2 separate regions of the Mus musculus genome follow, and region 1 is linked to region 2. The links are chromatin loops, found by intact Hi-C in ENCODE. Cell type or tissue: heart. All regions are shown on one strand. Links, peaks and the distances in the headings refer to the core of each region. The heading gives the core; the rest is flanking DNA.

What was found. Peaks named below come from ENCODE experiments on the same cell type or tissue, not always from the same donor. Only the 100,000 strongest peaks of a DNase experiment are listed, where the experiment ranks them.
Region 1: it touches region 2 in a loop (2.3-fold over the local background); 3 of 42 quality-filtered maps call a loop at or near these places.

The regions. Positions count from the first base shown.
Region 1 is chr11:117,473,325-117,488,798 of GRCm38, reverse strand. It overlaps Gm34418 (a long non-coding RNA gene), which reads left to right and starts at 5,747. Exons shown (of 2, transcript XR_389180.4): 1 at 5,747-6,320; 2 at 8,735-9,227. Gm11733 (predicted gene 11733) reads right to left here and starts at 4,431. Exons shown (of 3, transcript NR_130966.1): 1 at 4,283-4,431; 2 at 1,905-2,036; 3 at 1-1,814. In heart, for the core only: no CTCF peak of the experiment used is centred there; DNase peaks (open chromatin) are centred at 9,348 and 10,068; H3K4me3 peaks cover 965 bases; H3K27ac peaks cover 1,423 bases.
Region 2 is chr11:117,812,450-117,825,894 of GRCm38, reverse strand. It overlaps Tk1 (thymidine kinase 1), which reads left to right. Exons shown (of 7, transcript NM_009387.2): 1 at 1-181; 2 at 263-294; 3 at 1,114-1,224; 4 at 3,705-3,798; 5 at 8,704-8,793; 6 at 9,329-9,448; 7 at 9,756-10,376. The coding sequence starts at 116. The coding sequence ends at 9,944. Syngr2 (synaptogyrin 2) reads right to left here. Exons shown (of 4, transcript NM_009304.2): 2 at 13,199-13,436; 3 at 12,710-12,849; 4 at 11,609-12,617. The coding sequence ends at 12,420. It also overlaps a transcript of Afmid not described here. Among named protein-coding and RNA genes, the nearest start is that of Afmid, 6.7 kb to the left of the region's middle. In heart, for the core only: a CTCF peak has its summit at 1,053; DNase peaks (open chromatin) are centred at 344, 1,154 and 1,674; H3K4me3 peaks cover 1,906 bases; H3K27ac peaks cover 1,691 bases.

The DNA of each region.
Region 1 (15,474 bases), core at 7,926-10,425, 350 kb after region 2:
TCCTGAGACTTGTGAGTTGCTTATTTCCTGAATCTTAAGGAGTTTCTCTACAGGATGGAATGTTACAACTGGGAAGAAATTGCTGTACTGCACCTGCCCCTACTCCTACCGCCATCAACTTTCCTGGACTCTAGAAAGTCACTGAGGGAATAGTGAAAGACTGGCGCCACTGTTGGGCCAGTCTAGGCAGAGCGGGACATAACACAGGAAACTCACATTCTTAGACATGCTCAGGCTTATAAAGTATTCAGGAAAAAGGGAGGGAATAGAAGTTTCTAAGGAAGATACATGCTCAGGATGCTAATCCAGGCCTGAGCATTTTCCACTGATGGAAAGCTGATGTCTGTTTCAACTTTGGTGAATTCTGAGATCATAAATCATTCCTACCCCTTCTCCAAGTTCCAGAGGCTATTCTTCTGGCCCTCTGTCCCCACTCGGCATTCTGTTATAGTTGTGCCCATAGTGGCTGCAGGGTGAAGATCTACCCCATTCAGTTTCAACTATGAATAGTATAGGCTATAAAACCAAATGAGCCTCATTGTGCTCAAACTGAGTAAGCAGATTAAAAAAATGGGTGGGTTTGGGATTAGAGTCGAGTGTTTGGCTCCTGGGCAGCGATGTGTACCAGGGAACAGAGCTGATAGAATTCATATTCACATCTACCCAGCTACTTTCCTACCCATCTATAAAAGGGGATTTACTAGTAAGATTAACCAGCAAGGACTGGGCAGACCAACAATGCTCATCTGAGTGCAGAAGAAGCTCAGTGAGGTTGAATACTTCAACAGTCTCAATCCTGTGCTAGAGGCCTGCAAGCGTCCTGGGAGTCGCTGATCTTCAGTCCATATTGGAACCCAAAGAAACTAGAGTCTAGCGGCAAGGGAGGTGGTAGCAACCATGGCAGCCCTGGTGCCTAGTGGTAGATGTCCCCACCAGGAAGCAGCAAAGGCAGGCAGGACAGTTTGTTCCGCAGACCTTTTATATCTGGGCATTGGCGAGGAGGGTTTTCCTACCTCATCCAATCTTTCCAGGAAGCATCCTCACAAGCACACCCGAGGAATGTGTCTTGGTTGTTTCCAGATCTGTAGTTAAGTCAATTAGGAATCACAAGAGCCGAATCTCAGACACCAATGTTGGCCACTTGGCAATGTGTTTTTTTTCTCCTGGCTCACTGGGCATGAGGTTCTATAGTCTGTGAGAAGGCTGCTTGATTAGTTCATAGCTAAATAAGAACTGGGGCTAGAGAGCTGGCTCAGCAGGAAAGAAGGCTTGCTGTTTTTGTGGAGGACCAGAGGTCAGTTCCCAACACCCACATCAGGCATCTCACAACTGGTTGTGCCTCCCTCTCAGGGCTGGACTTGGTCTTGGGCAACTTGCATGGACTTTCAAAGTCAAGCTGGGATGACCAGCCTCAGAGTAGAAGGCACTGGAGAGCTGGGCTTAGTTCCTGGCTCCTTGGTCCCTGGCTATTATGAGTGTTGAGGACAGAGCTGGCCCTCGGAGAGGGGGTGCTCAGGCAATATTAGACCCAGAGAGCACTGTGGAATTTGGTTTTTCCCTCAAGGAAGAGCTCTTCTTTGAGCTAAGACTCTGTTCATGTCACAGCACATAGCACCACAGGACATATTCCGGTGGTAAGGACGGGCTGGGGATGTGTCTCAGTTGGTCAGGTACTTGCCCAGCATGCATGAAGCCCTGGCTTTTATCCGCAGCACCACATAAGCTGGCCTGTAATACCCGCACTTGGAAGGCATCAGAAGTTCAAGGTCATCTTCAGCTATGTGACAAGTCCACTCTGGAGACCATGAGAAACCCTGTCTCAAAAGGAAAAGAAAAATTGCATAGGCACATTTTTCAGATATAGTTTGGCATGACCAATGGTAGGCATCAGAGCATAAGACCACCTTGAAAGTGCCGTGTCTGGTCTTGTCCTCACGTAGATGATGGAGTAGAGGTAGAGATTCTGCAGACTTCCCGAGGTGCTCCCACCAGCTAGAGACCAGGGTGAAGTCGGTGTTTGGCTTTCTCTTGTCAGACTGAAAAGGCATTTGTAAAAACCATCAAACACACACACACACACACACACACACACACACACACATTTCTCAGCTACTCTCATCAGCCAGGAGTTCCTAAGCCATGCCTACCTCTGACCAGCTAGGTACAGAGTTGTGGGGTGGTGTCTCCTGACACTCAAGTGCTCCATAATTCATGAGAGACTCATGGGAATTGAGAAATGACATGTGTATGAGTTGTTTAAGTATGTATATACAACATTCAGAGGGAGTCATAGTGGTCCTAAACACCCAGCTTTCATGCCTTCTCCCCATGAAGTCAGGATCACCTTGAATCAAGGCTGGTCTGTGTAGGCTGAGTGAATGTGTGTTGTTGACATGGGTGTGGTCATGTCACAGTCCCCAGTGCCTTAGACCCAGGACAAATGTCAGACCCACCCCCCTGGTCTGAGAGAATGTTGAGAACGTATAGAAAATATCCGCACAGCTTTCCTCCTGCATCCCCATCCAGATATTTAGTCTAAAAACTGCTTCCCCCAAAGAGCGTGCTCCCAGACCTTAGCTAACCCTGCCTCCTTGTTCAGTTGTGTGCAATAATCCACCTCCCCATGTAGCTGTACATAATAAACAGTCTGAGCTTTGGGGGTGCCGCAGCTTCTCCATCCAAGATCCCGGTCTACCCAATCCCAGTGTTGTCTGTGTGTCCATATGTCTGCCTGTCCTTTCTTTACTCCCTTATATAGATAGCTCCCAGCCAGGTCAAATCCTCAGAGCCTAGCTAGGACGCACTGGTTGGTGGCTCCGGGTAGAGCATTTTGTTCTGTATGCCTGAGGCTCTAGCTTGATTCTTCCCCACTGGGCGGCAGAGGGTGGGACACAATCCACAAAGCACAAAGATAGCTCATGGACTGGGAGAAAATATTTCTGAGTCACGCATCTAGTAAGGTAAGGAATAAAATATTCTAGAGAACTTTCAGGGGGCTCTGTGATGTCAAGTAACAGATTCGACCTCCACCTCCAGTCCTACAGCTTTCTCTGGGTCCTGGATGGACTTGAAGTCCCCACCCCCTAGTCTTGTGTCTCTGCTTTCAAGGACAGCCTTATCCCAGAGCTGCCTGTAGCCTGCCACTGGCCTCTCTATTAGCACAGGCCCTGCCCCACCACTCAGTAGTAGTTTCTGAGAATGTTGATATTCCACGATAGGAACCGGGGCAACCACCAGATACAAGTCTTGATATCCCATTGAGGGGTTGTCATGATCATTTTACCAAGAGTGGATTAAGGCTGAGAGAAAAAGATTAGGCTCCAGGTCCTGCAGATGACCACTGCTGGAGCCAGACACATCAGTGTCAAATTCGCTAGACTCAAGCCCTACACAGACTCTCCCTATCAAGTGAAGGACCCATGGGGGTAGGGTAAGGGGTGCTGAGAAAGCCCCACCTTGAGTCTACGTAGAACTAGACAGCAGACATATCCCCCTCAGGTCTACGTAGACCCAGACAGTAGACATACATTTCTGCTGTAATAGATTTCCTAAGGGGGATGTACAGACTCCTGAAATGGACACTCGGGTCTTCTCTCGGGTGTCTGAGCTGTCACCTGCCTGTGCTGCTTCCAGGCTGGGAAACTATGATAATTGCTTTTGATTGCCAGCTTGACACGATCTATGATGCTTGGGAAGGGTGTCTCAGTGAGGGATGGTCTAGATCAGATGGGCCTGTGATTGTCTCTGGGAGACTGTCTTAATTGGTGTGGGAGGACACAGCCCACTGTGGATGACCCCATTCCCTAGGCAGTGGGTCCTTGACTGTGTAAGAGCAGAGAGGAGTCTAAGCATAATCAATCGCGCATTTGTTTTCCTCTGCTCTTGCCTGTGGATGCAACCGGAGACCATCTGTCTTAAAGTGCCTCTACTGTGACTTCCCCAGAGTGGTGCATCGAAACCTGGAATTAAGTGCTAAAATAAGCACTTCCTCCCCCCCCCCCACCCTCCCCTACCACCAAGAAGCTTTTATTTAGGGTATTTTATCACAGCAACACAAAAGAAACAAGGATATCCATGCTGGTGCTAGCTCCAGAGCAACCATCACTAGGATGGGGGCTCGCTGGGTCAGCAGCCACCCTGGTCCCAGTGGGCATTCAGGGACAGAATCCATGACAACTGAGCTACACAGGGCCACCCACAAGGTGGTGTGACCTCGTGAAAAAAAAATCAATAGGCCTCTTGTTTTTGTATCCAGAAATATTTTGTCAGAGATGATACTTGCCGGGGTGACAAGATATTTTATGACAGAGTGTGCGGCAAGCTCTGGGGTCCCAGGTGGCTTCCAGCATGGGCAGACATCCTTTCCTGTCATTACGGATGAGTCTTGCCTGCACGAGGCAGTGCTGGATGCTCAGCCAGCCAGCTCCTCTTCTGTGGGAAGCCGGGAAGGAGGCTGAGCTGCAGTGCACGGGATGACGCTGGCGTCTGGGAGGCAGATCCCAGCATGGCAGAGCTTGGAGCTCATGTACCTGCGCCAGGGCCTGCCCTCACTGTACTGGAGCGAGAAGCCTGGAGGGAGGTTGACAGGAGCTACCGGAGAGATGGGACAAGCTTTCAGCTCAGGGTTTTTACTGTTCCTTCTGAGTGTCTAAAAAAATAAAATAAAATAAAATAAAATAAAATAAAATAAAATAAAATAAAATAAAATGATTCCTTCCAGCTTCCCTCCCTCCCTCTAATCTTTCTTCTTTCTCTTCTCTTTTGCCTCTTTCTTCCCTTCCTAATTCCTCTATTCCTGCTTCTCTTTCTCCTCCTTCACCCTTTCTGTCTTATTCTCCTCCCACCCCCTCCCCTTCTCCTTCCTTCTCATCTCTTTCCCTCTTCCCTCCCCGTTCCAGTCCTCTGTCCGTCTGTCAGTCTCCCTTCCGTCCTCCCATCCCTCCCTCCTTTTTTTAAAAACAAACATCAGAAGGCCTTCTTTGCGCTAAGTTCCCCTATGGATATGCTGACTGACAGGAGAGGAGAGGGGTGGGGTGACCAGGTGCGACTAGAGCCCCCCCCCCTCTTCTCTCCGGGCTGGGGAATAAAGAAGAGGGGCTCCAGGAGTCTTCCTCTGCCTCACAGCTCCTTTGCCTGACTGAGAGATGCATGGTGACTTGGGACACCCTGTTAATTTTCTTTTATATTCTAAATGGCTGTCTACATCTGTCCCTCTCTTGTCTCTGGGCCTTTTGACCTATGTATACCCCGAGGTGGAAGTGGAAAGGGACTCCGTCTGGTGACCTGACCACTGGCTGGCTGAGAGGTTCCAGGCGGTGGGAGCCATGCAGATTCCCAGGCTGCTATCCAGATCTCAGGGTTACAATGTCAGCTTGGGCGTCCAGGGAAGAGCTGCCTGCCTTTCTTCAGTGCATAGAGAGGCAACCCGAGGCTGAGCAGGTGGGAGGACTGGAGAGGACTGGGGACGATCATCGGGTGCTCTCCCCGCTCCTAGCTCCTAGCTTTAGTCTCTGTGGGTGCCTATCACAGTTCGTACAAGGCCTAAGAGAATCCGAATCCTTCTTCCCCTTCTCCTCAGCTCTTCCACCTCGCCAGCTCCTCCTCCTCCGCAGCTCCTCCCCCTCAGCTACTCCTCCCCCTCAGCTACTCCTCCCCCTCAGCACCTCCCCCCGCCCCCCCCCCCAGCACTTCCTCTTGGGCTCACTGCCAGATCTGCCCATGATCGAAGAATCCCCAGCACCTTCCTCGCAGGAGGAGGAGCCAGAACCCAAACAGCAATTTCTCAGTGCTTCCTAACTAACACACAAAATCTAGTGCCTCGGGCCTGTCTTGTCACCCAGCCAGCCAGGGGCACCCCTGCCACCCAGACCTGAGGTTGGAGAGGGTCCTTGCTGCTGAAGTTTGGGGGTGGCTCCAGGCTGTGTGTGGGGCGCTCATCTCCAGCCCGCAGGCAGGCGCATGCCAGGATGCTGGCTCGTTGCCCGGGCAGAGGAACACAGACTTGCTGCCGTGGAGTTAATTAGGAAGAAGGGAGGTGGTGGAGGGAACTGGCAAACAAGAGAGGTGGGCCGTGCCAAGCGACTGATGCCACGTGCCGCGCCCCGGGTTTTGGGTGGGAGATGGGCAAAGCTGGCTGTTGGGAGGTCGCCTCACCCCGGGCGATTCTGCACCTGCCAGATCGGCAAACGGGACAACGGGACAATGAGGCCCCACTGCTGGATTTTATCAGGTGCCTCCTGCAACAAGAGACCAGGCCCACCTCTCTCGGGGATTCTGGGGAAAGCCCAGCTCCTCTGCAGAAGTCAGAAGCCACACCGGAGGTAATTAACGCAGAGAAACTGGGAGGAAGAAGAAATTACAGCTGGAACTCCTCCTTTGCACTGGGCCGGCCTCCCTGACTGCTCAGTAGACCCAGTGGCCAGGGCGCCTGCTCCTACTTGTGCAGGTGGAAGGGGTATCACTGATATTTTTTTAAGATTAATTAATTTTAAAAGGATTTATATATTTTATGTGTATGAGTACTTTGCCTGAATGTATGTCTGTGTACCAGGTGTGAACCTATTTCTTGTGGAAACCAGATAAGGACATCAGATCCCATAGAACTGGCTGTAAGCTACCTTTTGGGTGCTAGGAACCAAATTCGGGTCCTCTGTAAGAGCAGCAAGTGTTCTTAATCCCTAAACTGTCCACCTCCCCAGCATCTAAATTTCAAACGCTATTTTTATGTTTACTTATTTGTATGTTGGGGGGGGGCACAAGTGTGCCATAGCACATGTGTGGACATCCGAGAACAACTACGGGAGTCAATTCTCTAGGGGGTCAAAGCCAGGTCATTAGGCTTGGTGGCAAGTACCTTCAGCTACTCCCTGCCCTCTGGTGTCACCATTGTTAAAGCACGTTGCTGGCCAGAGCTTTAACTCAGCAGGCTCTGTGTGCACACATGTGTTTATGTATGCATATGTGTGCACACATGTATGTTTCCATGTGTGTTCGTGTGTGTGTGTGGCTCAGAAGCTCCACAGCTCAGCAGCTTAGCTGCTTCTACACTTCAGGAAAACTTCTTGGCCTTGTGGAGATGGCAAAACAGTTGCCCGACAAGCATGGGACCTGAGTTCAATCTGAAGAATACACATACAAGCCAGATATGGTGGCCCCTGCTTGTACTCCCAGGGCTGGGGAGATGGGGACAGGGAGGCTCCTGGGGACAGGCCAGCCAGCTAGCCTGCTCATTGGGTTTCAGGGCAACAAACAAGGTGACAGCACCCAAGGAATGACAGCCAAGGTTGTCTTCTGAGTGCCATACACATTCACATACACACCCATGAACACACATGGGAACATACAGGTGTGCACTCATGTGCATACATAAACACACGTGTACACACATTCACACACACATACATGAGCATACACCTGTGAACACACATACGAACATACATGTGTGCACACATTCACACACACACATGAACATACACCTGTGAACACACATGTGAACATATGTGTGTGCACGCATGTGCATACATAAACACACACGTGTGCATGCACACAGACCTCACTGCTTTGGTATCACAACCATTTTCTTCAGTTGTTCCAACTGCCACCTAAATCCCCATATATCATTCGTATTGAGCCCTGGGCAATGAAACACGTGCACATATGCACACTTACATAGGGATGTCAATCCAGGGACATTACAGAGCCTCTCTAGGAGCATGGTAGCAGCTGTCCAATGCCCTGGGGTTGCTCAGCCGAGCAAAGCTTCCATTTTCAGGGAGCTTGGAGCACAGCTGTGCATAGGGTCAATGCCACATTCTCTCCTAGCGGTTTGCTCCAGGATCTCTGGGCAGGCCATCATGCCCTACCTGGGATCTGAACCCTGGTCCTCGAGCTTGAAGAGCCACTTCCCCAGCTCCTGATCTCTGGTTTTCAGCTGGAGGGTTTTGACTGTTCCTGTTTAATGGGCTGTCTCTGGGGTGGGGCTCATGTCCGACATCTTGCCTTGTCCTTGCTGTTTATCCCACCTGCTCTGTCCCTCCCTCCTCTCTGCCTTGTGTATTTCTTAGGATTCCATTTGTTGCTGTGTCAAGGATTAATCATGTATCCCAGGCTGGCCTTGAACTTGATTGTAGCCGAGGATAGCAGCCTATAACTTCTGCTCCTCCTGCCTCTATTTTCCAGTGCTGGGAATATAGACCTGTGCTGCCATAATTACTTTATGCCCAGTTCATGTGGTGCTGGGGGTTGAGCCCGCTTAGACTCTCTTGGACCCCAGTTTATCCTCTCATGAAGGAATAGCAGTGTGTGCTCGCCCAGCTCCGCAAGCCATGTGTTGTGGTTCCCTCTGTCTTATGTTAGGCAGTGTGCTGCATTTGCACTGTGCGGTTGGTTGTTACCAGTTCATTGTTAGTCTCTGCTCCCCAAAGTCCAAACAAGTGAGGCTCAGCCACCTGCCCCAATACATCCAACCCAGAGCCAAGCAGCGCCACCCTGGGGAAGCAGGTAAAAAACTTTCCATGACTCCAGATCCATCCAAGAGATGACTGCTTCTATGCTGGGGGTGGGGGGTGGGGGGTGGGGGGGTGGGGGGGTGGGGGGGTGGGGAAGGGGGTAGCCTCAGCTCCCACGGTTCTTAGTGACTATCATGGGTCAGCTGTCCTGTGGGGCTTCCTGTTGTCTGGGGCAGGTGTGGTCTCTTGTTGTAAAGATGTTTATTGGATGATCCGGATGTTTCAAGGAACCGCTGCACCTTGGAAGGAGAGAAGAGCCATGAAAGAGCAGAGCGACTCAGAGAGCAAGGAGATGGCGTCAGGCCAGCCACTGGCCTCAGGCAGCAACAGGGCCAAGCTCTACGGGGCTATGGGTCGGAGGGAGGCAGGAGCTCACCTCCAGCACCCACAGAGCCTTGGCAGCAGGAGAGAAGTTAGCTTGAGAAACGCACGGAATGGATGAAGAGAAGAAAGCTCGGTCCACTTAAGTGCATCGAACATAAATCGGAGGCTGGTTTCCAGCCCTCCATAGAGCTGGCCTGGGTCCCCCTCTTTGTGCCGCACTCACAGCCCTGAGCTGTAGTCTGCTCATCTTTAAGCCCAACAATCCCCGTGCTATCTCCCCAGCTTTTCAACCGCTGCAGCTCACGGCCCTGAACACATTTTGTGAAGGGCTAGAGCTGGACATATGCGAACAATTAAACTCCTCTAGATCCTCCACCCAGGAGCCAGGCCCTGAGACATGAAGTCATGCTTCTATTTTTCTCTCTTTCCTTGTGGAGAGGAGATTTGGGAAGGGTGGAGGGACCTGGCAAGAGGGAGAGCAAAGATGGCCGGAGCAGGAGAGCTGCCGGCTGGAGATTTGTTCTGGAAGCTGCAGATGGTTCCAGAAGGCGCTGGTTGCCCCCAAGGGTTCCCTCCTCTGGCCGCCACTGCTTTCCCTGATTCTTCCCATTGTTCTGAAGCCAGATGCAAGGACTCCTGTTCCAGGATACTGCCTCCCTCCCCCTCACAAGTTAGAAAGAAGCCTTGGGTGAGGGGCGCTGAGGGATTGCAGGCGGGGGAAGGGCTGCCCCTCTGCCAGGCACGCTGCGCTGCGGAATCACTGTTTTCTTTTCTTTCTTTTTTTTTTTTGAAGTCAAAACCACTCATGAGGCTTCCCCCTCCCCTACCCAGAGCCCCTCCATTATCCCTAGGCCATTTGGTGGTGGTTGCCATGGAGACCACAAGCAAAATGGCATGCAAATCAACACAGCAAGAACAACAGCAGAAGATGGGCCCAGGGAGTGAGGGCAGCTGGAAATGCCTCTACCCACAGCACCCCTAGAATAAAAGGCTCTGGATCCCTCAGGGTTTGAGGAGGTTCCCCATCAGCCATAGGACGGACGGAGGCTGAGTGGGTGTCCTGAGAGGATAACCAAGGAAAACTCAAAAAGCGATCTGCCTACTTCCTGGCCCAGTCTTTAGCATTAGCCATCAAATAGGGAGGGGCTCTAGGTCTGGCTTGGGGCCAGAAGGATGCTCAGGGCAGAGGCTTTCCTGGCCAGAAGATACCTGGCTCACAGCCATCCAGGGATGAACATGGCAGATCAGCCATCCCAAAGCCAGGTCCCTCGGGCTTGGCACAGGCGCTTTCTCTCCACCCATTTGGAAACCATCTCTGTTCAGACTCCTGGGGCCTCAAAGAGGCAAGGCAGCAGCTCAATTTTTTAAGAAGAAAAAAACCACAGCTCCCAAGAATCTAAATCTGTGAACTTGGGGCCTCTTGATTGAAATGAGAGTTGACTACGGAACTGGGGGTTTGGATGCCCTTTTCTGTATCCTAGAGGTTTCCCCACTGAGGTTGATCAAAGGCCCAGGAAATGGCCTGCGATAGGCTAGCGATCATGGTGCCGCCTCATGTTCCTGCTCAGAGGCAGTGGGGAGAGAGGGAAATGTTCTGCACGTGGCCTGGCTCCCTGGGTTAGGAGTGATGTGGAGGCTTCTTGGAGCAGTATCCCCAAAGCAGCAGTCAGTTCACACCAGGACCTCTCCCTGAGCTCCATCTCAGCTGCATGGTTTTCTGAGCACACACAGCCTGCAGAAGTGATAGGCTCAGGGCTGGGAAGGACCTGCCCCATTACTTCTGTAACTTTCTTCACCCAGAGCTCAACAGCCCACTGTGTTTTGAAGTGGAAACTTAAGGGTTCTTTGAAAAGTCAGTTGTGTTGGATGGTGTCTTGCTGGGGCAAACACACAAAGGAACATTTCGCCGAAGCAAACACAGGTGAAAGGATGTTCTGCTAAAGGAAGCATGTGAAAGGACACGTGATGAAGGATTCTTCACTTACGACATGCATGTATTGGTCCGTCTTACAGTGCATAGTTGAGCTCCATTTGTCAGGGCTCCATAGAGAGAAATGCACCAAAAAAACCTTCTAGTGGTGTGCTATGGCTTCTTGCTGCTTTCCGGGACACGGGCAGAGCGATGTCAACTGAGACAGACACACGGGCTGAGGCAAGACACTTGGTGAAGCAAGACCCGTGGAGGACACGTGAAGTTTGAGGGAATTATAAATAGGACTTGGTGGACAGTGATGGGAGCTGGCTGGGCTTGGCTTGGCTGGGCTGAGCTGAGCTTCAGGCTTGCTTAAAGAGCTGGCTGGGCAATGCTTGTTGGTCTTGAGTCTTCGCTGATCTTCGCTTCTTTGGGAGAGAGCAGCAGCTGAGAACTTTTCCTGGAGTCCCTCCTGCTGACTTGTGCTGATTTGGCTGAGGCCTGGCTATCCCTGTAGACTGCTGATGTATCTGGGAAGTGTTTGCAAGTGGACTGAGCTGCTGCTGCTGGCCTGTAAACTGAACTGCTGATTTCCTGACAACACAGATGGGATTTGTTCCAAAGAACCATCTCTAAACAGGTCCACTTCCCACCTCCCTTCTGCTCCATATCCTCTCGTTTCCATTGCCTCTGGTGGGTGGTGGGCTAGAAGGGAGGTTAAAGCATTTAAGAACCATTGTTTGAAAAAACAAAAAAAAAGGGGGGGGGGCTTTGAAAAAAACTAAAGTTATAATACTCTGTGTTCACAGCCCCATCTGCTTGCTCAGACCAGATATCTGGTGCATGGCCATGAAGATGGTCAGAGCCCAGGCACAGGGACCCATTTTCCTCTAGGGCATCTCCCCATGCCACTGGGGTGAAACTCAGGAAACTCCTGCCTCAGAAGAGGAAGGGTCAGCTCTCTGTCGCCTGTCCCAGGAACACTAGAGGATCAGCTCTCCTGGTTTTTGGCCCCCATGGGTGTGACTCAGGACAGACAGGAGCAGGGTCAGGGCCCTTGGTGAGCAGAGGCCAGGGCTGCAGAGCTGATGTCTGCCTCCCTGCTGTGTTCTGATGTGTTGCTCTTTCACATGTCGGGGATCTGTTCCTCAAAACCATGCGGTGATGTCATCTGCAGGTGTGGGTAGGCGGTGATTGGGGTTAGACACTGTCATGACAATGGAGCCCCTATGGTGGTATTAGTGGTTTCATAAGAACAAGAAAAGAGGGCTTCCAAGGGAGGGTGGGAGCTGGAAGTGTTTGTGTGACTACATGAATGGGAAGAATCAGAGTGAAAAAGGAGAGACTCTACTCTGATGAAAGAAAGGGGGAGGGGGAAGAGAGAGGGGAGGGAGAGAGGAGGGAGGGGGAGGGGAGCAGGGGGGAGGGGGAGAGTGGGGAGGGAGAGAGGAAGAAAGAAGGTGGTGGGACGGGGAAGTGTGGGGAGGGAAGGGGAGGGGAGGGAGGGGAAGAGGAGGGAGGGAGAGCATAGCATTGTAATAGCTCTCAAGTTATGCTCAGAAATCCCATCTTTCCTTTTCTCTCTCATTCAGTAAGCTAGCCAAGGTGTCTCTTGGGCTGGAGGACACTGCAGTCCAAGAAGGAAATGCCAAGATTCACTAGGCTCGCAAGAGAGGTTCAGTCTGCCTCTTTTCCCTGTAAACGGAGTTTCTGGAAAACTGCAGGTTTAAGGCTGGGAGGGATACTTAGCAGTGGTAGTTGTACTGGAGTCCTTGTTGCTTTGTCAACAGGTTTCAACCAGATCGCTGGGTGAGAGGTTCCCTTTTCTTCTCCTGTTCCTGAGAACTTCCCGGCCTCTCTGTCCTTTCTCAGTCTGCTATTGGAGTCTCCAAGATAGGGAAGTGTCTCCCAGGAACCACCATGTTGCTCCAGGCATCACCCTGAGAGGAACCCTAAGCAAGGAGGGCTTCATAGTCCGTGGCCGGTTCTCTGTGAGAAGGACCAAGCCTGTGGGTTACTGTGGGGCTTCAGCTGCGAGCCACTGTCTGGCGGATCGCTCAGCCTCTGGTGCTGCCTCCCAGGACCCTTTAGTTTGCTGCCGGAAGGGACTAAAAGCTCTCTGAACTCAGATCTGGTCTTCAGGATTGGGAGGTGTCAGAACACAGAATGGCGAAGCTTCCAAAGAAAACACGCCCCTCTTCAGACACGCCCCCCTGCAGACACGCCCCTGGCTGGCACAGCCCTCTGCCTGCACAGCTCAGGCATAAGCAGTAGGAACAGAGCGAGCCACAGCAGACTAGAGCCCACTATTCCACTTACCACAACCTGCGACCCAGAATCAAGACACTCCAATTCTTTTTTAAAACATGTTTATATTTCACTTTTCAAAATATCTTGTTTTTGTTTTATCTTCTTGCTTCTTCTTCTTTCCTTTCTCCCTTTCCTCAGGGCCCTCCTTTGTCACCTTCACCCTTGCTAACATTAGGCTTCACAGTAGAATTATGTAGAAAATATTCTACATAACTTTTGCTCTTTTCTTTCCCTTTATTAGGATTTATTTTTTTATTATTGTAAATTATGTGTCTGTGTGTGGGTATGTACATGCCCATGAGGTATCCACAGAGGCCAGTAGAGGGTGCTGGGTCCCCTGAAGTTGTGGGGTCTGGGACTGGGCTCTCAGCAAGAGTAGTATTCACTCAGCTGAGCCATCCCTCCAGCCCTTCCCTTCTATGCTTATTGGTGGAACAGCATTGGCCTTGAGCTGGCGCTACATCTGTCCATCTGCCTCATTCCGGTGTGGTTGGTATGCCCACTCATTTTCTCTGAATGGTCCTGGAGATGCAGCTCTCCTGAGAAGGCTGGCTACCGAGAAGTCCAGTAACAGCCATCTGCAAGCAGAGATACAGAGAACAGCAGGTGCTGAGTCTGGAGAGCCAGGTGCTCCGTGGTTCTGTTGGGTGTGGACGATCTGGGAGCTCCTCCGGGAGTCGCCATGTTGAAAGAGGAGCTGGAGTCTGACATCAGTGATTGACAGCAGCTACAGATACATGTGTGTGTGTGTGTGTGTGTGTGTGTGTGTGTGGTGTGTGTGTGTGTGTGTGTGTGTGTGGTGTGTGGTGTGTGTGTGTGTGTGTGTGTGTGTGTGTGTGTGTGTGTGGCTTGCATGTGCACAAGCTCCCTTCTTCCTTCTCCACCTTCCTTCACCTGCCTGCCAGCCTGTTGGATGGCGTTGTCTACATGCAGGACGTGACCTCCTCATTCCTCAGTCACCATCCGCTTACCAGTTGTCTGTGGAAGTACACATCTTGATCCAGTCAAGTTGAGACTTGTGCTTATAGACTTAGATCTTTCAAAATCTATTTTAGTAAGGGATCTTAAATGCTTCAACCTCCCTTCTAGCCCACCTCCCACCAAAGGGAGTGGAAAGGAAATGTTAATAGGGCCAAGGGAAATGTGGACCTGTTTAGACCTAGTTCCTTGGGGGGCGATTCCAATCTTCATTGTCAGGATATCGGCAGCTCAGCTCACAGAAATCAACAGCAGTAGCTTGATCCCCTGGCAACCACCACTCACGAATCAGCAATGGCAGTTCAATCGGAAAGAAACAGAGAGGTTCTGCCAATTGGTCCAAGTCAGCGGAAAGAAGCCACCGGAATATCAGGAGAAGTTCTTTGATGTGTTTCTCTCTATGAAGTCACGATCAGCAAAGAAGGCAAAGCAAGCCAACGCCATAGCATCATCAGCGAAGACCAGCGCCAGCAAAGCCCAAAGAAGACCAGCAAAGAGTGGCCAGAGTATTGTTCACTGTCTGTAGGGTTAACTTACACCCTTTCCAAACATCACGTGTCCACTCAAGCATCCGCTCCAGCAAATCATCACCTGCCCTATCACCAGGCAGCTTCTAGAAAAACACTACGTGTCTGTTCTCAGCAAAACATCCTCTCAGGCTAGAGAGATGGTTCAGTGGTTAAGAGCACTGACTGCTCCTCCAGAGGTCCTGAGTTTAGTTCCCAGCAACCACATGGTGGCTCACAAGCAGAAAATTCCACTTCATGTGGTGGTTTGAATGAGATAGCCCCCTTAGTCTTAGACATCTGAATACTTGGTCCCCTGTGAGTGAAGCTGTGTGGGGAGGGTTAGGAGGTGTGGCCTTGTTGGAGGAAGTGTGTCACTGGAAGCAGGCTCTAAGAGCAAAACCTCTCACTCAGTGCTAGTGTGTTCCCTTTCCTTCATGCTTGTGTTCCAAGATGCAAAGCATCAGCTGGCTTCCTGCTCCTGTGCCATGTCCACCCTTTGTCAGAGACTGGCTCACTAAGAGGAACAAGGAGAAGATGATCTTGGAGGTAGCTCTTGGGCCCACCTCCTCAGCACACATAGAGACCTAGGCTGCAGGCACAGCACAGTCTGCTCTCTGCTTCTTTTTGTGTCCAACCTCTGCCTTCAAGTGTCCTGTGTAGCAAGAAACTTCTGGAACTTCTCATGGCTACCACATGTCTTTCAGTGGCTTTCTCCTGTCCTGAACCCCCTCTCTGCTCCTTCAGTTGTACCCCGTTGTCCCCTCTGGGAGTCTTCCCAGTTTATCTGAAGTGTTTATGTAGCAGCAGCAATGATTATATAGGCAGGATCTTCCATTCTGTACACGCACGAACATAAGCACGCATGCACGCTGGCACCATGGGAAAAATATGGAGTCTCGGGCCAGGGACAGAGTTGCAGGCAGGCCTGAGAAGT
Region 2 (13,445 bases), core at 11-2,510:
GGACGAGTCTTGTCTTCGTCCCGCCCCCTTTTGAGTTCGCGGGCAAATGCGAGCAGTAAGTCGAAATTTTTCCACCCACGGACTCTCGGTGCTAACTAAGGTTTGCACAGCAGCCATGAGCTACATCAATCTGCCCACCGTGCTGCCCAGCTCCCCCAGCAAGACTCGGGGGCAGATTCAGGTGCGGGGTCTGGAGTGGGGTCGGGTGGTGGCTGGTGCGGGGTGTACAAGGGGGAGACCCCTTAAATGACTTCTCTTCTAGGTGATTCTCGGGCCCATGTTCTCAGGGAAAAGGTAATGAATGGGCCTTCGGGGCGGTGGGCCTCCCTCTCTCTCTGCAGCCTCTCTCTCTGCAGGCCCTGGCTCTCCTCTCCCCCCTCCCCCATCTTCCCAGGAGCCTCTGACTAGGCGGCAAACGCGCTCGACCTCTGTGTGTACATTCCCGCCCAAAATTCGATTTCCTGGATTGCTGCCATCCTCCTGCCCAAGCCTTTTCTCTTGGGGAACCCTATCTTTGCTGAGGCGGACCACATGGGGGTACAATTGAAGACCCCAGCCCACATTACCCAGGAGCCCACCGAACTCTCATGTGTCCCCTGGGAGTTAGGCACCTTCTCTGACAGTTTCCTCATTCATTCCCCATGCGAGCTCTCCTAAAGCCTTGGAGCCCAATTAACTCTGAGGTGAGGGTCTAAACTCTGGGAGTCCCACCCAGAATAACAAACACACACTACTTGGGTTTTCTTTGCTTTATCTTGGGGTTAGTTTTTGTTTTTTTTTTTTTAACTCAGCGTCTTTATTTGTGGCCCAACTCAGAGATCCGCTTGCCTCTGCTGGGGTGCATCACCATACCAGGCACCTCATTATTTCTGAATGGTCTGGTGTCACCTCAATTTGTCCCTTGCCCCGAGGGTGAGGGCCAAACTCATGATCTGGGATCCAGAAGCAAGCTCTCTGGTGATTCTGTCAAAGACTTTGAAGTTCATTCATGAAAATTGAATTTTGTTCAGAACAGCATGGGGTGAACGGCTGCAGTTCCGGCTGCCCGACGCTAGGTGGTAGTGGCAGCCCGCCTTTTGCTCGGGCCTCATGTGCTCTGGTTAATTCTTGCAGCACAGAGCTGATGAGAAGAGTCCGGCGCTTCCAGATCGCCCAGTACAAGTGCCTGGTCATCAAGTATGCCAAAGACACGCGCTATAGCAACAGCTTCTCCACACATGATCGGTCAGTCCTACCCCTGAGCCTGCCCTTCGGAAACCCCTAAGCCTCGGGGCACACTGCTGCTAGCCTCTAGTGGATATGAATAAGTGCTCAAAACTTACTTAGAATAACCTGTCCCCAAGTGTCCATTGTACCCACGGAGGCTGGGAGAACCTGGGTCCCACTTGGGTAGAGGCTGCAGCCCTCTTGACTCCAGAGATATTTCCCCCCCTCTTTAGTTGGCTCTCTGCCATTAGGTAGCCGTCATCATTCTGAATTGTCTATCTATCAGCCCTTCCACTGGACATTTCCCTCTGAGCCCAAGGGTAGGTAGGAGTTCAAGAAAGTAATTTGTGCCTCTCGGGGTTGCTGGAGCTGGGCCAAGGGTGAGCAGCCTGGGGTAGAGCAGGTTTCTGAAGCGGAGCAGGAAGTGGAGCCGAGAACTACCAGGACTTGGGAGTTGGCCTGGGGATTCAAGCCAGGCTTCCTGCCAGACTCTGTACTGAGGTCTTTACAACTGTCTTTGTAACCACGGTGCCAGCGCTCAGGACGGGATGTGCATCCAGGAGGACCGAAATCAGAGGAGGCAACAGTGCCTAGAGTGGTGGCCACAGCTGGCTTGTTGCCTGTCCTCTCTCTGGTCCCCTCTACCAGGGGAGGGAAGAGAGAATTTAAGATGCCCGAGTGTTGTGTTGTGTTCTTTAGTTGGTTTCTTTTATTTTTTTCTGAGACAGGGTTTCTCTGTGTCGCCCTGGCTGTCCTGGAACTCACTTTGTAGACCATGCTGGCCTTGAACTCAGAAATCCTCCTGCCTCTGCCTCCCAAGTGCTAGGATTAAAGGCGTGCACCACCATGCCCAGCTTTGGTTGGTTTCTTAGGGAGGTGTGTGTTTGCACACAGGTAACCATACACCCGCGTTCAGAGGACAGCCTCGGGTTATAAGATCTGTGTTCCACACTCATTGGCCATATCTTTTTTTTGTTTTGTTTTGTTTTGAGACAGGAACTCTCTACAGACCTCTGGTTGCCCTGGAATTCACTCTGTAGACCAGGTTGACCTTGAACTCACAGAGATCCAACTGTGCCTGCCAAACGCTGGGATCAATGACATGTCCCACCACACCTGGCTCAGTATGCTCTCAAAGCAAGCCCTTTACACATTCAGACATCTCCATCCTGTTTTTGATTTGTTTAGGGTTTTTGCATGTAGATCTGCACGCTACTTGCTTGTCTGGTACCCTGGGAGGTCAGAAAAGAGCATCCGATTCCCTGGAACAGGAATTATAGATAATTGTCAGCTGCCATGTGGTTCCTGGGGGTAGAACCTAGGTCCTCTGCAAGAATGACAAATGATCTCTCAACCCATTTACTGAGGCAGGTCTCAGGTAGCATAGGTGGGTTATAACTTGTAACCCTCCCTCCTCTTCCTCCTGGAATTACAGGCTAGCAATCCCACACCCAGCCCACAACTCCTTCAGATCTATGTAAATACAAGGATTCCGGATGTGGTTGGCCACACCCAGCTTCCCAGATTTTAAGATGGTGAGGTAGTAAGTAGGCCAGGAGGTGCTTTCCTTGGGAAGAATGCCACTATATGCTGCTTGTCTGTGGTTTGGGAAACGGCTTTCTGAGTTAGTTTCTGAAAGTGAGGCAGAAACCAGAGGGAGAAGGCGCTGGGTGCAGCCCAGCATTCCATTCCTTAGAGCAGAGGTTCCCGGCATCCTTTAATGGTGTTCTGGAGTGTGTCCAAGCTGGCCTTCAGAGGCCTGGGTGGATTCTCCCTTGCCGGGAAGCGGTCTCCAGTGGGGCCTATAGCAGAGGCTTCTCAGCCTGGCTCTGCCAGCAGACAGCCGCATGGTGTGGAGAGTCCTCCAATCTGGAGGGCAGTGACTGGAAGGGGTTCCAGAGGGTCACTCTGCTGCCTGGCTTCCAAGGCCACCCCCATTCCAGACACTGAGAACAGGATGCGTCTCGCCTTGGGCTGCTCATGGCAGATCCACGGGCCTCTGACAGCTTTCCTTTCCTGGGTACCGCACTCTGCCTTCTGTGGCTAAGAGTCCTTATTCTTGTCAAGGACCCAGGTTCAGTTCCCAGCACATTTGATGGCTCACAACCATCAGTGACTCCAGTTCCAGAGGATCTAACACCCTTTTCTAAACTCTAAGGCCACCAGATGTGCACACAATACACAGACCTATATGCAGGGAAACTGCTAATAAATACAGCTACATTTTTAACATTTCCCCATGTGTGACTTACACCTTTAATTCTAGCACTTGGTGGGCAGAGGCAGAGAGAGTATGGGGCCAGTCTGGTCTACAGAGAGACCCTGTCTCAAATGAGTTATTTTGCTTTGTCTTTTAACTGGTTTTCTGAATAAGTCCCTGTATTCCCCAGTGCTCCCCCACAGAAACTGATGGATCACCTCAGGCCGCTTGTCTGGGCCTCTGGGTCCTCGGGGTGCTTGGTCTCTGCCCTTGCTCATTCTTGGCCTTCTCTTCCCAGGAACACCATGGACGCATTGCCAGCCTGCATGCTCCGCGATGTGACCCAGGAGTCCTTGGGTGTGGCCGTCATTGGCATCGATGAGGGGCAGTTTGTAAGTCAGCCTGCAGCATAACCCTCACCCTGACCCCTGACCCTTCCTGCCCTGCTGACTCAGAAGTCCCTGTCATTAACTTGTCTTTACTGGGGTGCGGATCCCCTTGCCAAGGTAGCTGTGGGGGAGAGCTCTAGCCTTGGCCTCAGTGGTGGCTGGGTCCTTTGATCCCAGCCTTGCTTTGGTTTCAGGGTCTGTTTGGGAGGTGGTGTTTGCTTCCTGGGCGTCCTCTGACTGGGGTGGGAATTATGTCTTTTGTGGTCTTAACTTCACTCCCATGTAGAAGCCTTTCCATAGGGGACCGAGCTGGGCTGGCAGAGCACCTTCCTGGTGAGCACAAGGCCCCAGGGCCCAGCCCGGCATGGCATGAACTAGACATGCTGGAGTGCCTATAAGTCTAGCACCAGAGATGGAGGTGGGGATCGGTTCAAAGTATCATTGGCTATTTAGCCAGTTTGGAATCAGCCTGTGCTCCAGGGGGGGGCTGTAAACAGGAAGGACTGGCCACGCTTCTTTGCCAATTTCAGGCTGTCTCCAGTCCACCAGGAAGAGCAAGGACAGAGGCCTCTAACACTTAACATCATAGAGGTTTCCAAGAGTATTTGTTGATGTACGGTAAGGTAATGCTGTGATCCCTGTACTTGGGAGACTAAGGCAGGAGGAAGATCAGGAGTTCAAAGCCAGCTTTAGCTATAGAGTAAGACCTCGTCTCAAACCAAAAATAGGGCCAGTGAGACGGCTCAGTGGGTAAAGGAGCTTGCTGCACAGCCTGGCGACCTGAGTTTAAGCCTAGAACTCATGAAAGGGTAAAAGCAGGAATCCGCCTCCTCAGAGTCGACCTCTGACCTCCACATGTGAGCGCCCACCCCCATGCATCATACATAGTAATAGACATTTAAAAACAAGAAGTGGGCTGGAGAGAAGGCTCGGGTGTTAAGAGCACTTGCTTACTGTGCAAATGACCCAACTTTGGTTCCCAGCACCCGCATTGGGCTGCTTTTAACCCCAGCTCAGGGTCTCTCCTGGCCTGTGCGGGCATCTACACACATGCACGCACACATACCTTACATAGACACATACACATAATTTTTAAAAATTTTAAAGAGTTGTCGAAGATAACATATATGTCCCAAGCATGCAACCTGTGGCAACATAATAAACCACTCAATAAATAATCCCTCAGCCGGGCGTGGTGATGCACGCCTTTAATCCCAGCACTCGGGAGGCAGAGGCAGAAGCAGGTGGATTTCTGAGTTCGAGGACAGCCTGGTCTACAAAGTGAGTTCCAGGACAGCCAGGGCTACACAGAGAAACCCTGTCTTGGAAAACAAAACAAAACAAAAGAAAAAGAATCCCTCACTGTCCTGTGGCTGCAAGTGGCTTGTTCACAAAGGTGGATGATGGCCCCGGGTGGCCTGTGGTTTGGGCCAGAGCCTCGATGTCACTTGCTGACTTTCTGTTGGACTCTGTGTGGCTCTCTGGCCGCCCACTCTCATGCTCTACCCTGGAAGGAGCCAGGCTGTTTGGGTTTAATGGAGGAGGGGTCCCAGTCTGCCCTATGTGTGCCCTCAACCCCCAGATAGAGTGAGGCAGCTCCGGCTGTGGCACTCTAACCGTGCTCTTGGCACCTGCCCATCCACCAGGATGTGCCAGATCTGTTTTGTCCTCAGAGGTAAGTCTTGGAGCAGGATGGCTGTGGAGATGTTGACTTAGGGTGCAGCTCCCCGCCTCAGGCCTGCCGCAGTGGCCTGCTTACTAGCTATGCTCTCCTGGTGTTCCCGGAGGCCCAGCCGACTCCCTAGGCTTGCCTTCCTTTCTCAGCTCTTCCTGATCAGTAGATTCGTACCCAGGTCTGGCACCAGTCTAGCAGTTGCTCCAGCCCTGTTCCCCATCCTAGCCTATAAGAGAGATTTATTTCTATGCTTCCCCCTTATGATTAAGAAAAACTAGTTCATTTAGTGGATACTTTGATTTCTGAGATAGGTCTTGTTTTGTGGTCCGGGCTGGATTAGAACTCAGCTCCCTGAGTCCTGGGATTGCGGTCATGGGCCCTCACACCAGCTTCATATAAACAACACAGTTCTTGCATGCTTCTGCCCCAGTCTCTAGAACCTGCTCTTTATACTAAGTTCAGGATCTCCCCACTGCAAAACAAAAGGGCTGCCCTTCCTTCCATGTCCTTGCCTTAGACAGTGGGTGGAGGGTCCTTTAGGGTCCCTGAAGCCACAGCTGAGGATATAGAGCTTTCCCTGTGTTCATTCACCAGCACCAGGGCCCACGGGCTTCTGGGCAAGAGAGAAGCTTGCATCTTCAGGGACTTTGTGTTTCCTTTCTGTTTGACACAGTAAGGACAGGCTCAATCTAGGACACAATAGGAGCACACCAGAAAGAGGAGGCTTGTCACATCAGTGTCTTTGAACCAGGAACTACTGGGAATGCCCTGCCAGTTCAACATCGTGGGTTCTAAAACCTGCCTCGGAGCAAACACTAGTCATGGAGCAGTGGTATTCCGAGAGGGGGTTGGGGGAAGGAGAGGGCTCCCGTGGGTCTTCTGGCAGAAGGGTTGGAGCCTGGAGGGAGGGCAGTGCCTGTCTGGCTGCTTCTGGCATAAACTGTGCCTGTTTTGTCGATGCTCAGGTGAGACGGCGGAATGGGTCTATATTCATGCTGGCCAGGGTGCCTTGCCTGATGTTGGCCCAAGAGATTATGTTCAGTCAGGGCCAGGACTCTGACGAGTGCCAGCCCAGCCTGGACGCTTCTAATTATACATGTGCGTTTTTATAGAGCAGGCCATGTCACATGCTGTGACTATTGTGGGGATGGCTGGGTCCAGGGACCAATCACATTCATTCCAAGTTTCTGCCCTTTGGCTGTGGCATTCTCTGTCTGGAGACAAATCTGGAGCTTCCAGCTCACCTCTGTTGATAGACTGGGAGGGACTGGGGACGAAGAGAAAGGCTAGAACACTAAGGCGTGGAGCAGGAGTGTGCTCAAGAAAAGGTCTGAGGAACCAGGCAGGGTGGCAGACCTGCACACTCAGCTCCACGAACACTGAGACAGGAGATTGCTTTGAGTACCAGGCCAGCCTGGGTTACACGGTAATAACCAATCAAAAGCAAAAGATGGAAGAGATGGGGAGACAGAACAGTGAGGCCTTGGCTCTGCAGGCGTGAGTCCCTAGCACCCCTGTAAAATGCTGGGTATAGCCACGTGTCCATAACCGCAGTACTAGGGAGGCAGAGGCAGGCGGGTCCCTGGAGCTCCCTGTCGCCCATCTGAATGGCTGTGGTCTAGATTCAGTGAGAGTCCTATCTCAAACAAAGAAGGTAAAGAACTATTAAGGAAAATGCCCAGCCTTGCTGGGCAGGGGAGAGAAGCCTGGGTCTTGATTCTAGGGAGACACTGTGCTATTGAAGGTTGGCCGGCCTGAGTGACCCCGGAGGGCAGCTATCCCTGCCAACCTGCTCCTGCCTCGCACATCTCATTGCCAAGAGCCATTCTCTCTCACGTGGGATTTCTTGGTGGGAAAATGCCAGTGTAACCTCATGGTGCTTATTCTCTGGGTTTTCACTTAGGCTCTCCCTCCACCCGTCCATGGGGGCTGAAGAGCGTGCGTGCGTGTGCGTGTTTATGGGTGCCTGCAGAGGCCAAAAGAGGATATTAGATCCCTTGGAGCTAAGCTATCTGATGTGGGTACTGGGAATTGAATTCTGGTAATCTATAGGAACGAGTCATACTTTTAACTGCTGAACCATCTCCCCAGCCCTGTATGTTTTGGGACAGGATCTCATAGCTTTGAACTTTGTAATCCTTCTACCTTCAAAGTACTGGTATTATGGTGTTGGACACTGTGTCTGGTTCATTTATTGCTGGGGGTGGAGCCCAAGGCTTCATGCACACTGGGTAAGCTCTCTTCTACCAACTGAGCTACCTGGTCTGCTCCTGAAATGTATGAGTGTTTGCTATTTTTATATGTATGTCTATCAAATGTGTGCAGTGTCCATAGAAGCCAGAAGAGGTCACCAGGGCCCCTGGAGCTGAAATTAACATATGGTTGTAAGTGACCATGTGGCCCTGGCAACTGGGTCCTTTGCAAGAGTGGCACGTGCTCTTTCCTGCCGTCCACCCCGAGTTCTCTCTCTGAAAGCCCATTTTAAACATGAGCTGTGTTTAGCTTCTAAGTCTGCCCTAACAGAAGTCAGCAAGGACTTTAAGCCCAGAGCTTTGTGCACTGACCGTTCTGGAAGGAAGAGACCCTTGGTGTTGGCAGGGCCGCTTCCTTCCAGGAACTGTAGGGGAAAGTTCTAGCCTGGTGGCTCTCAACCTTCCTAACTGAGACCTTTAATACAGTTCCTCGTGTGGTGACCCCAGCCAGAAGATTATTTTTGTTTCTTACACTCTTGCCTCTCACCCCCTTGCTCCCCATTCCCTTCCCCCACTCTCCACATGGTCATGGTCGGCCCCCATGTCTCTATTCTCTCCTTTCTGCTTTTCTCTGCCTCTGCTACTCTCTCAACTCCCCTCCTCATGGCCTAAATAAACTCTATTCTATATATTTTTGTTGCTACTTAATAACTATGATGTTGCTGCTGTTATGAATCATAATGCAAATATCTAATATGTGACCCCTGTGAAAGAAAGGGTCGTTCAGCCCCCGGGGGTCGTGACCTGCAAGTTGAGAGCTGCTGTTCCAGCCTCTCTGGTGTGTAGAGGCCTCTCTCAGATGCTGGATGGAGCCTGCTGGCAAGCTCTGGGTAGCAGTGGGCAAGTGGGTGGGATGTCTTAACAGGACTGGCGGTGTGGTCTGGTCTCCGGCTCTGGGCTTACCTGCATGCTCAGCTCCCCCACGGTCTTCGTGAGGCCCTTGCCTGGGGCAGCTCACCTCATCCTCTGGACTTTTCCCAGTTTCCTGACATTGTGGATTTCTGTGAAATGATGGCCAACGAGGGCAAGACAGTAATTGTGGCAGCGCTGGATGGGACCTTCCAGAGGAAGGTAAAGATGTCTGACTCTGGCTTGGCAGAGGATCCTGAGGCAGGAAACAATATACAAGGTCTCCCCAGAAGTAGGTGTGTTCAGAATAGAAGCTATTGGCTAGTGGGTGCTCTGAACTGGCCAAAGGGTAGAGAGCAGGAGGGTGTGGCTCTCAAGAAAGCAGGATCAGTAAAGTATGATGTAGCCTGAATCATGGGGTTTAAAAGAGAAGCGTTGGCGGTGGGAAGAGCTCAAGCTGAAGCATGCTTGCCTTGCAAAGCACACAGGCTCGAGTTAGATCCTCAGGACTCTTTAAAATGCTATCACCAGGAGACAGAGACAGGCAGATCTTAGCGGCTTACTGGCAAGCTGATCTAGTCTACACTGCAAGCCCCAAGCCAGTGAGAGACCGTTTCCAAAAGCACCAAGGTAGACAGTGCAGAGGCACAGCTCCTGACGTTGCTCTCTGGCCCCCACACACATACACATGTGAACACAGGCAGAGGAGGGAGGTGCCTGGCTAACTGACCGCACACACCTGCTGTCTTCCGTGCAGGCTTTCGGCAGCATCTTGAACCTGGTGCCCCTGGCGGAGAGTGTGGTGAAGCTCACCGCTGTGTGCATGGAGTGCTTCCGAGAAGCTGCCTACACGAAGAGGCTGGGCCTGGAGAAAGAGGTACACACACACACACACACACACACACACACACACACACACACACACACACACACACACAACACACACACACACACACACACACACACACACACACACTTACTTCTGCCCAAGGAGTGGGGTGGGCTTAGGCTCTGGCTTCTGAGTCCCACCCTCACATCTCCCTCCCACCAGGTGGAGGTGATTGGGCCTGGAGAAAGAGGTATACACACACACACACACACACACACACACACTTCTGCCCAAGGAGTGGGGTGGGCTTAGGCTCCGGCTTCTGAGTCCCGCCCTCACATCTCCCTCCCACCAGGTGGAGGTGATTGGCGGAGCCGACAAGTATCACTCCGTGTGCCGCCTGTGCTACTTTAAGAAGTCTTCAGCCCAGACTGCTGGCTCAGACAACAAGAACTGTCTGGTGCTGGGGCAGCCGGGAGAGGCCTTGGTTGTCAGGAAGCTCTTTGCCTCTCAGCAAGTCCTACAATACAACTCTGCCAACTGAGGGGACCTGAGGCCTGCCAGCTCCTACCCAGGTTGGACTCTCAGAGAGCAGGGGGAGCGCGGGCCTGCCATTCCTAATGGACAATGTACCTTGAACAGGCTGCCACTCGCTGAAGCCGTTTTCAGTTCCCTTCTTGATTGCCAAGATGCCTCAATGCAGACTGGAGCCCAGACCCTGCCTGGTGGCTAGCGGTCCCGTGTTCAGCCAAAGGTGAGGACAGAGCTGTCCAGCATTGTGACACTGGTGGGGCTAGTTTCTTCCTTGTTGGTGGCTGGGTTTCAGTCTCAGAGCCCCACCCTCACCAAGGCTCCAGGCCTCTCACAGCTCCCCCATTTATGCCTAAACATTCTCTCCTCAGAACCTCAGCTCTTAGTGAGCCACTTTTCTTGTGCAAAATGAACAATATTAAAGTTTACTACTAATGAGAACGTGTTTCTCCTTAGCCTGGGTTTCCCTAACTTGCAACCGGCACCCACATGACTTGGGGGTAGAAATGTGTTTTGTAGTACCAATGGTCTCACCACAGCCCAAGAAGAACAGTCCCCCACATTTCTATCTGGTTGGTTTCGTGACAAAAAATGGCAAAGAACCTGCTAGAGAGTCAGGAGATGGTGTTTCTAGCTGGCATGGGGGTTAGGGGGTGGTCAGGTTTTATGAGACAGACATTTGATAGCTTGAGTTGAGAAAACAGCTCAGATACTCAGATAGGCCTTGGAAAGTGGGTGGGGTGACACCCTTGAGGACTAGAGACCTGGGTCTAAGGTGCCAGTGTGCCGCTGGTGCTGTGCCCAGCTTGCCTGCCATCTAACTCATTAACTGCTTAATGCATGTTCTGCAGAGGAGGCCCACAGTTCAGAGCCGGGCTGTTAGCTTATGCTTCAGATTTTGAAAGACACCGCCGGCCACCATCGACAGCCTTGTCATTGCACAAGAGTTACCTCAGGGTTATGCTGCTTCCTGAGAGATGGGTCCACTGCCTGCCAGGTCCCTGGAAGGTGTCAAGAGGGGCCAGAGTCAACCTCAGAGGGGCAGCACCCAGGGGCCCTGGCAGGCAGCAGAACCCTGGCAAGCTATCCAGAACAATCCATTTTACAAGCTGACGTGGTAGCTATTTTAGGATGCAGTGGAAGGCAGCATGAAGAATGAGACCCCACTGGGGAAGCTGCCACCCCAAGTTCAAAAAACATCTAGCTGGGCATGATGGTCTAAGCTTTACCCAGCACTCAAGGGGCAGAGCCAAGTGGGTCTCTGAGTTCCAGGACAGCCAGAGCTACACAGTAAGACCCTGTCTAAAACAAAACAACAAAAAACATGGTGTAAGCCGGGCAGTGGTGGTGCACACCTTTGATCTCAGCACTTGGGAGGCAGAGGCAGGTGGATTTCTGAGTTTGAGGCCAGCCTGGTCTACAAAGTGAGTCATGGTGTAGAACTAGAACCAGGGTGAGGCAGGAGGTTTGTCTCAAGTTGAAGCCTGGGTTATGTTACCTTTGAAAGGCTGGAAGCTGACTTAGTTGCCTGGCATGAAGTCCAGGGTTTGAAACCAAGCACTTGGGGGAAGTCAGAGGGTGGGTCATCCTTGGCTCTGTAAGTTTGAGGCCTTGTCTCAAAGCAATACCTTCCAAAGTGTATCTCCACCCCTAGCCTGAGGCGCCACCCAGCACAACACGCTGAGAAAAACCGTTTATTCCATCTCCAAACTAGTCTATAGAATCTGAGGGCAGGGCCATCCCCACCAGTCTCCAATACATTCAGTGCAGGGGTTCCTGCCCTCCCCACTAGTATCTAACCGCTGCTTGGTAGTATTTACATAAAGCTGGGTGTTATCTCCAGGCAAATCCTGTCCCTCCTGCCAGGAGCGGGAGAAAGAAGGAAGTGGCATCTTGTCCCTCTGCCTGTCCCACGGTTGGCAGGCAGCCTGGGGACAATTGGCACAGTGGTGACCCCAGAAGACACAGCAGAGAGCTGGCTCCTGAACCTGAGTGAGGACGTGGGGAGACAGGCACGAGGATCCCCAAGCTTGGCTTTGGGGAAAGAGTTGGGGCTCCCAGTGGAGAAACTAGCATGGGTCAAAAACATGGTAGCACTAACAGGCACCTGCTTCTGGCTCTCTGAGAAGGGGATCGGGGTTACTAAAAGCAACAAGGAGCTGGGCACACAGCTGGATGGCTGCGCTGGTTAAGCAAATCCAAGCCCTGGGTCCTATCTACAGTACTATGGTGGGGGATAAAAAGATCTAGTCAAAACCATCTCAAAAATGCCCTTGAGGATTGGGTGGGCGGCGGCGAAGCCCAGCTGGGCATGGGCACTTCAGGTGTGCTCTGTCTGCAGCTGGGAGGCAGAAAGGCGTGGACTCTTTGGCTGTCAACTGTAACAGGCAAGGGACTACATTGTGAGTAGCAACCCTTGAGAGAAGTCCAGGGTAGAGGGGCGGCCCTCTCCCAACCACCCCTTCCCTGCCTTCTTGTCCCTGGCTGCTCAGTACACAGGGGGAGGCTGGTAGCCCTCAGTAGTCTCCACATTCTGGGTGAAGGGCGGCTGCTGGTAGTTTTCCACGGAGGCACTAGGGTAGGAGGCATAGGCTGTGTTGGGATCCGGGGTGGGATCCACGTAGTTCTGAATGAAGGCATCCACTCCAGCCTTGTAGCGCTGGTAGGCCAGGGAAGCCAGCACACCCTGTGGGCAGGTGGAGGAGACCCAAGGTATGGGCACAGCAGGGGACCTCAGTCCACACCCAAACCTCCAAACTGCCCTCCCCGTCCACCTACCCAGGAAAAGATGGAGAAGAAGCTGAAGGTGATGGCTGCCCGAGCTGAGTCCGCACCCACCCGGACATCTTGAGGTTTGGTGGCTGCCCACTGGTTGGTCAGGAAGCAGAAACCAACAAACCACAGGAAGGTCCAGAGAGCTAGGGAAATAAGGGAGAGAGTTGGCCCTAGGGACAGCCTGGATCCCCAGGGTCCAGGAGGGACAGAGAATGACTCTCCCCAGGGCCGTAGGCTGTGTAACCTATAGACACAGAGGGATGTGAGGGCTAAGGGGGTCAGCTACTTGGTGGGGTTGATGAGTCGGGAAACCTGATACTGTGTTTCTTATGCCCCAACACCCCTGATTTCTGAAGTCAGAAAGCCTGTGTGCCATCCCAGGGAACAGGAGGACCTAGGAGAAGCCTCAGGTGAGTTTCATGGCCCTCAGCTGCTGTCAGCACCCCCTCCCAACAGTACCGAAGCCCTGGTATAGCAGTGCCACAGGCATACCTGAGAAGAGCAGGTCGCCAATGACCAGGTACTTTCGGTCAGTGGCATTGCTTATCTGGGAGAAGAAGGCATCGACCACAAGGAAGAAGGCTGAGGCCAGGAAGGCCAGCACCCCGATGGCGCTGCCGTAGCGGCAGGCATCCTCATTCTGGTTGAACACACAGTATAGTTGATCAGATGTGTGAATGTTGGTGTAGCCCTCGCCGAAGATGCAGGAGAACACGATCAAGGCCAAGACCTGGGGGAG